2 separate regions of the Homo sapiens genome follow, and region 2 is linked to region 1. A link is a contact called in ENCODE Hi-C data. All regions are on one chromosome and are shown on one strand. The core of a region is the stretch at or near the end of the contact, and the rest is flanking DNA. Distances in the headings are between cores, read along the strand shown. Region 1 holds the start of GALNT14 (polypeptide N-acetylgalactosaminyltransferase 14). Region 2 has its middle 85 kb from the start of EHD3.

Region 1 (3,741 bases), core at 640-3,139:
ATTCTATCTCTCTCTACCCATAGCACCTAACACACTGCCTGAGCACACAATAGGTGCTAAATAAATGCTTGTTGAAATCGACAAAGCATTGGCAAGATTCCAGAACATAAGTGCTAGAAGACTTGGTTAAAAAGGGGAAACCGAGAGGCAACTTGATATACTGGAAACCCTGAGCGTGGAGGCTGGAGTTCAAACCAGTAGAACGACTTAAGGTACGTGACTTAAAGACCCTGAACCTGTTTTCCTGATCTATGAAACAAGCATATTACCACCCAACTCCTACAACTACTTATGAGGAAGGCACCTACTATGCACCTGGCACACAGTAGGCCCTCTGTACTGTACTTAACTGGTGAGACGCCACCTCCCGCCCACATCTTCCTGTTTTTCAGTCTCCCATTTCCGACCATAAGCTCCTCCAAGGCTTTTGCCCAGACCCCTAGACGACTGTTCTGGACCCAGTTTATAAAGACTGCCTGGCTGGCCAGGAAATCCCCCAGAGGCCTCCTTCCGTGTCCCCGGGCCAAATCTGTGAAGAGAAAACGGAAGGCTACCATGTCACGAAAAACTATGATCAAATAAATTATTATGCCTTTTCTCCTATTGATCTGCCTTTTGTCAACTGATTTTCAGTGAACCTTCGGAGAGCCATGGGGAAGTTTTCCCTTTCCCCCTACAGGGCTCTGAATCTGAAGGTAAGAGTGAGCCTATAGGGGGAACCTTCTGGCTCCCTCACAGGAACTGACTGAGCAGGAGTTGGAAAAGCCACTTGGATTCCCATTTCCTCAACTCCCCGCCAATACCAAGGCGTCTGTTTTTACAGGCTCTTTCGTGGTGTTCTGGGCACATTCAACTTCCAATGCAGCTGAGAGGGTCGGGAACAGTTAGAGAACAGGGGTGGCAGCCGCCCGGGAGGCTGCAAGGCGCTCGCCCGCAACGCACAGGCGCGCGCGGCGCACCCGGCCTCCGGCCTCCCCAGGTCGGGCCTGGCAGCTGCGGGAAGGAGGTCAGCGCAGCCGCCACACTTCGCCCGGGCGCTGGCCCGACCCGACCGCCGGCGACTCTCTGGCAGCGCCCGGAGACCGCCAGCCCCTGGGCCGCCCGTCCGCAGAGCCCCCTCCGCCCCGGGACCCTCGCGCGCAGCTCAAGTTGGGAGCCCCGCTCCGCAGGCGAGCGCGCGCCCACCACCCACACCCACTGCCACTCATGCACACCGCGGGTCCGGAGATGCCCCCGAGCGTTTTAAAATCCAGAAACATCACATGGTAGCCACATCCGGCGGCTGTTACCTGCTCGCAGCACCCAGACCCTCGCCCTGGTTTCCCGGGAGCCCGCAAACCCGGCACGCGGGCTGCGCGCCCTCCCGCAAGCCACCGCTCAGCGCCAGCGCGCCGGCAAGCCGCCTACCTTAGGGGTCTGCACTTCAGGTCCCGTCGGCACCTCCAACTTCCTCTTGGTTACCCAGAAGAACAGCAGCACCGTGATCCAGAGCACCCCGAAGACTGGCAGAACCAGCCGACGAGTCAGGCGCCGCATGGTCCCCTTTGCCGCTTCCTCTCCGCGGCGCTACGTCCCGGGGGCACCCCCCGGCGGTCAGGGTTGGCGGGGCAGGAGTCCTGGCGAGCGCCTCGCTCTGGGGAGCTCTAGACCCAGGATCCGGTTGGAGGGGCGGCAGGATCCTGCAAGGCGCCCTTCCCGCTTCGAAGAGAAGCGAGCCTGGGTGGGGGGTGCAGGGCGACCCGAAACGTGGCAGGGAAGGACCGAGGGCAGCCAAGCTGGACGCCCGCTCCAGCGGGAGAAGCGCGGTGGCTGCCGAGATGTTCCCCACGCCGCCACCGCGGCTGCCGCCGCCGCCGCCGCCGCCTTGCCCGCTGCCGCCGATAGGGAAACTGACTCGAGCAGCGAGAGGGAGGAATCCGAGGCTGTGCCAAGCACCCCGGGAGGAGCACGAGGGCGGAGGGAGTGAGCGGGGAGGGCGGGCCCGACAGACAGGCCGACTCGGAGCGAGCCCAGGTGGGAGTGAGCGGGGCTCTGAGAGGGGGCGCTACCGCCGCCCGCCGACCGAAACGCTCGGTGCTGTTGCGGGGCCGCCAGCGCCAAGCCCTGGGCGCAGCTCCCAGACCATCGTGGGTTGGGGCAAGGCGGGGCGGGGCGGGAGCGGTGCACTCGGGATGCCCGCCACCCCCAGCTGCCAGCTGGGACCCAAGGGCCGGCCCTCGCCAGGCGGCGCTGTGCCTGGGAGGACTTTCCCGCTCATCGCGGGGGCTGCACGTGGCGCTGAAGCCGGGGTCCCACCCCCAATGTGCTCGTCCTACCACAGCCAAGGCTGGGATTCCAGGGCGCCGGCAGGGCTGCTGCCCCAAACCCGCGGTTCACTTGCCTGGCTACTGAGGGCCAAGGCCGCGGTCAGCCAACTCCCCAGGGTGTTTCTATGCCTGCCTGCAGGTGCCTGGTAACTTTTTCTGCTTAACGGAAGGAAAGCTGAGCTGGTCTAATTTTAACTTTAAAGATATCCTTTAAAAAATTAAGGCGCAATTATCTCCCATAAAGGTTTTCTCTCCCTGTAAGCATCAGGGCTTTGTGCTTGCAAGAAAAGAGGTCCAAAGTTGGAACAACCACTTGGGATTCTTGGAAAGTGACCCTGGGCAGGAGGATACTGGGTGCAGAGGGTGATCTTTCAAAAGCCCCTTTTCCCAAGGGCCTTTGGGAATTGTATCCCCCTCCCACTTGCAGATTAAAACCGCTTGGATCTAGAAGCAAAGCAAATTCTAACTCCAATTCCCATGTAGGCTCAAGTAGGCTGGAATCACGGCCAGATCACTGACCAGAGAGTACTGACCTAGCTGTCACACTCACTGTGTGAGTCTTGGGTAAGTCATTTACCTTCTCCCAGTCTTCGATTCCTCATCTGTAAAATGGAGGGAAAATACCTCCTCTGACAAGCAAATGAGTAGTGGTGAAAGCTGAATGCAAGGTGCTGGTGTTATCTGACCACTCAAAGTGGGGAAACCTTGCTCTGTCTGGGGAGCAGAGGCAGCGGGAACCATGCCATTTTTGTTGGAGGGTTGCTTGCTTCATCGAGTTTCTTGGGGAGGTGAGAACGATGCACCCACTGTGGCAGCCACCATTCTCCCTGCCCCTCTCTCCCCATAAAGCTCAGTGTAGGGCAAGCTCCCATACCTCCGCACAGGTGAGACAGCTGTAAATCAGGGCTCTGGAATTCCTTCTTCAATAAGATGTCTCCCCAAAGACATGTACTGAGAAATGGAGGCGTCTACTCAAAGCCTCCTGTTTTTGGTACCTTATCTTTCAGCCACAGGGAAGTCCTGCCTCAACCTCAGAGAGTTCTTGACTGGACTGTAGATAAGATGTTTGGGGTTGGGAACCGCAGTTGAAATTAAACAGCCCAGAAAAGGTGAGCACTGTTGCCAGCCCTTTCAAGATCTACCTGCGCTCTTAGACCATCACACAGAACCCCAGGGTTGATCTAGCATTTGCCTTTATCAGAACTCTGAACACTGAAAGGTGGGAGTAGGCTCCCCAGCCAATGCTTTGTCCCAGCAAAGGCCCAGGTAGATGATCATCATGGGAGGGGTAGGGGGAGCAGCAAGAGAACTCACCTCTGCAGCATCCCAAGCACCTTGGACCTCTTTCAGGAGCCTCACCCGGGACCTGCAGTTTCGGGCCTGCAAAGCGTTCTGCTGCAGGCTCTGCAGGGGACCCCCAGGCAAGCTGCTGAGC
Region 2 (3,741 bases), core at 499-2,998, 180 kb after region 1:
GAAACACAAAATCAAGAGTGAGAGCTTAGGAACCACATGGTCCTGAAATAAAACTCTGACTTCCATTCTTATTCTAACCTTTGGGAGCCACTGTCTCCTCATGTAAAAAACGAATGTTATTGCCATCTTAGACTGCTGTGCTGAGGAGTGAATGGGCTGACACAGGCAAAGCCCTCAACATATAATTATAATAGGTGTCATGTGTACATGCGTTTTTTTCTCTTTATCCCCTCTGCTATGTCCTTCTATCCTTCTCCATGGTCCCCTCCCTTCCACGCTGCATCTCTGGACCTGGCCTCTGCGTCTCTCATGCCTCAGGCCCATCCCTCTCTAAGAGATCTTTAGTTCCTGCCAACCTGTCGCAACTCAAGGATTAAACTAAACATTTCTCCAGCATAGAGCACCCCCTATGTTTGGGCATTCTTCACTGTCTTCCCTGTATGTGGCTGTATAAACCAGCCTGAACTACCTTCCCACCCAGAGCTCATAAAGGCAGACTCCAGCCTGCAAATGCTCTCAGAATAGCATTTGCTCAGAATAGCAGGTGCTCTTAACACCTGGCAGAGAGGGGCCCCATTCTCTTTGGGCATTTTCCATCAATTTGTATCTGCAGACCACATGCATCAGAATCACCTCCAGGGCTTGTTTAAAATTCAGATTCTTGGGTCTCACTCTAGATTTATTTAACCAGAATCTCTGCAAGGGGGGCCCTGAACCTGCATTTTCAATAACCAGCTCAGATGATTCAGAGCTCTTGTCAAGCCTTCTCAGGGTATAACATTTAACCCCGGGGAATACTGGGAGGATGGTTCCGATAAGCCACTCACTGATCCTCCTTTAATGTTTATACAATTTCATTTTTACATCAAAAGATCATTTACCAAACACCTACCTAGTGAGTTATTGAGTTTATTACTATTATTTGGAACTCATAAACTCACATGAGGAATTTTGTCAGGCTTAAAGGGGGTGCCAACCCACTCTTCTGCCCAGAGTTACCTGCAGCAGCAAGCCATCCTGCAGACTTCCATGGGGTAAGTGTCCACAAAAGTCACTGGAAGTCCCCATTGGTAGTCATTTAGAAGGACGCAGTGTAATCAAAGGACCATCACTGTTGTCTTGAATGGGTCGTGATTTAAAATTGCTGGTCTTTTTGGTCTTTAATGATAATTTATATTTGTTTCATCACTATCAATTTGTTTTCTATGGGTGATATGGTTCACCCTACAGTATGTAGGCAAGCAGGTTGGCATCAGTATAAACCATGGCCTACACATTCCTAATAACTAGAACTTAAGGCACGCAGCTTGCTGTTCAAATATAAATAACCTCAAAGCCAAAGCAGATGTGTGTATACGTAATCCCTTCAAAATCTGCATGAGATTGATATTTCATCATAGTAAGCGTGTTCATTTCCCACATGAAATTGTAAAGGCAGTGGCTAGGATAGTGGTGCCAGCAGAGACATTTAAGCAGCCCTGAGCCAGGCTCTGAGCAGAGCTCTTGTCATTTTTCCTTTTTTTTTTTGCTTTGGGAAGAAAAAGATATCTTCCCCTGGCACCCTAGGCCCACCTCCTTCAGGCAGAATTGCCAGTTCCTCTGGCCCCTGCCTCACCCCCTTCCAGAGTTCTCTCTACTTAACTCCACCCTCAGGCTCCACCCTTGAAGGGCACAGCCCAGCTGTACTGAGTTGAGGTTTTTCTGACCCTCAGAAATAAGCAGTTAGCAACATCCCCAGCGCCTGTCTTCTTTCTGCTCTTCCCAGGGGGCCCTTGACTCACCACCAACCCACAGGGGAAACCACAGAGCACAGCAGCCCAGCGCCGACTGCACCTCCCCGGAAAAGTTCCTGGAGGTTCAAGAATGGCTCCTCTATGTTGACTCCCTGTCTCATCTCAGGTGCCATGCTGGACTTTTATATACGGGGTCTTAACCCCCCACCACAGCACAAGCCAGCAAGGTGGGGCTTCATGCAAATGAGGCGGCTGAGGGCCAAAGCAGTGTGGTGGCCACCCCTCACCAAACTGAGCCTGTTCCCAGTAACTACTCCCTTTACCGTCCCATGCTGGAGGCCAGCGCCCAGCCAGCTCCTCTCTGTGCCTTTTTTTTTTTTTTTTTGGTTTTTATTACATCCAATCCCATTTATGTGAATGTGCACAAAAACAGCAAGATCTTGCTGGTTTGGAACTAGGACATACTTAATTTTAAAAAATATTGAGGATTATTTACACATAGTGAAATGCATAGCTCTTAAGTGAACCATTCAATGAGCTCTCGGGTGCAGCTGGACCAAGTTAACAACAAAGCAGTACACAGGGGTTTAGCTAAGAGGCCAGGATGAAGAAACTAGGAAAGGAGCCACTCACCCTCACACAGCTGTACCACCCCAAGTTCCCCTTCGCATTCCCACTGAGGGCCTGCTGACATCCTGTTTAACATGACTGTCAAAACAACTCTTGTTATGCTATCTCAGCCATGTTTATGAGAGCAAAACCACTTGGGAGTAAGCCAAATGTCCATTAAATAAACTACAGTGCCATCCATACAATAGAAAATACCATTGAGAAAGAACATTAATAGACACGGAAAGCTGCCTGTTAAAGGCACCTCATAAAACACCAGTGTTAACAGTTGTTCTGAGTGTCCGGATTATGGGCAACTATTATATTCTTCTTCTGATTTGCCAGTACTTTGTGCAACAAATGTAATAGTAAATAAATTTTATTTGTTGAAGGTGCTTGGCTCTACATTGTTACATCTGGAGGAACAGGGTGTACACAGGAAGTGTAGAAACGCTACAACAGCAATCTCCCTGACAGAACTGAGATGAGCAGCGGGGAACGCCTACATGCCCTAGGACAGGAATCTGTGGCTGGCTTTCTCTGGTTCAGAAGGTCTTACTCTGTGCAAGAGCTTGCACACATATCTCATCATTTGGAGGAAACTAACTGGTTAGCACCCCAGGCAAGGCTGGCTGTTCTCACTGCCCCTTCCATGTGGTTTACTGCCTCTATGGTTTTGTTCTTCCCACTCCCTCTTGCTGAAGAGCCCTCTGGCATGGCTCAGCAGATGTAAAGTCTATCCATACTGAGGCAGGATAATGGCCCCTCAAAGATGCCCCAATCCCTGCATCTTGTAAATATATCATGTTGCATTGCAAAAGAGGCTTGGCAGATGTAATTGAGGTTACAGAATTTAAAATAGCCAGAGTACAGCTGGGTACGGTGGCTCACGCCTGTAATCCTAGCACTTTGGGAGGCCGAGGCAGGTGGATCACTTGAGGTCAGGAGTTAGAGACCAGCCTGGACAACATGGCAAAATCCTGTCTCTACTGAAAATACAAAAATTAGCCAGGTGTGATGGTGCATGCCTATAATCCCAGCTACAGGGAGGCTGAGGCAGGAGAATTGCTTGCACCCAGGAGGCGGAGGTTGCAGTGAGCCAAGATTGTGTCACTGCACTCCAGCCTGGGTGGCAGAGCAAGACTCTGTCAAAAAAAAAAAAAAAAAAAAAAGCCAGAGTAGCCCAGATCATCCAGGTGCACCCAATCTAATCACATGAGCCCTTAAAAGCACAGAACTTTCTCCCGCTGGAGTCAGAAGAGAAGTGGCAGAACTCAACAGAAAGATTGGGAGCGTGAGAGGGACTTGACCCCCATTGCTGAAGGCTACGTGGAAAGCATGAGGAGAAGGTGGGCAGCCCCCAGCTAACAGCCAGCAAGGAAGTGAAGACCTTAGTCCT

What was found. Hi-C counts contacts between places; a loop is a spot of excess contacts on that map. Pooled maps may share reads with other maps.
Region 2: a map of B cell shows a loop between it and region 1 (3-fold over the local background). The contact joins the enhancer-like site here to the promoter of GALNT14 in region 1. A Hi-C loop is called at or near these places in 2 of 168 maps with a recorded cell type or tissue (B cell and ascending aorta) and 4 of 50 pooled maps.

What each region holds. Positions count from the first base shown.
Region 1 is chr2:31,136,551-31,140,291 of GRCh38, forward strand. GALNT14 (polypeptide N-acetylgalactosaminyltransferase 14) reads right to left here and starts at 1,890. Exons shown (of 15, transcript NM_024572.4): 1 at 1,408-1,890. The coding sequence starts at 1,536.
Region 2 is chr2:31,317,128-31,320,868 of GRCh38, forward strand. No RefSeq gene overlaps it. Among named protein-coding and RNA genes, the nearest start is that of EHD3, 85 kb to the left of the region's middle. RefSeq lists a silencer at 1,659-1,728. Within about 2 kb of position 1,749, at least 20 of the 41 ENCODE cell types and tissues checked have a DNase peak (open chromatin) inside an H3K27ac peak, as active enhancers do; they include B cell and ascending aorta, where a contact is called at or near this core.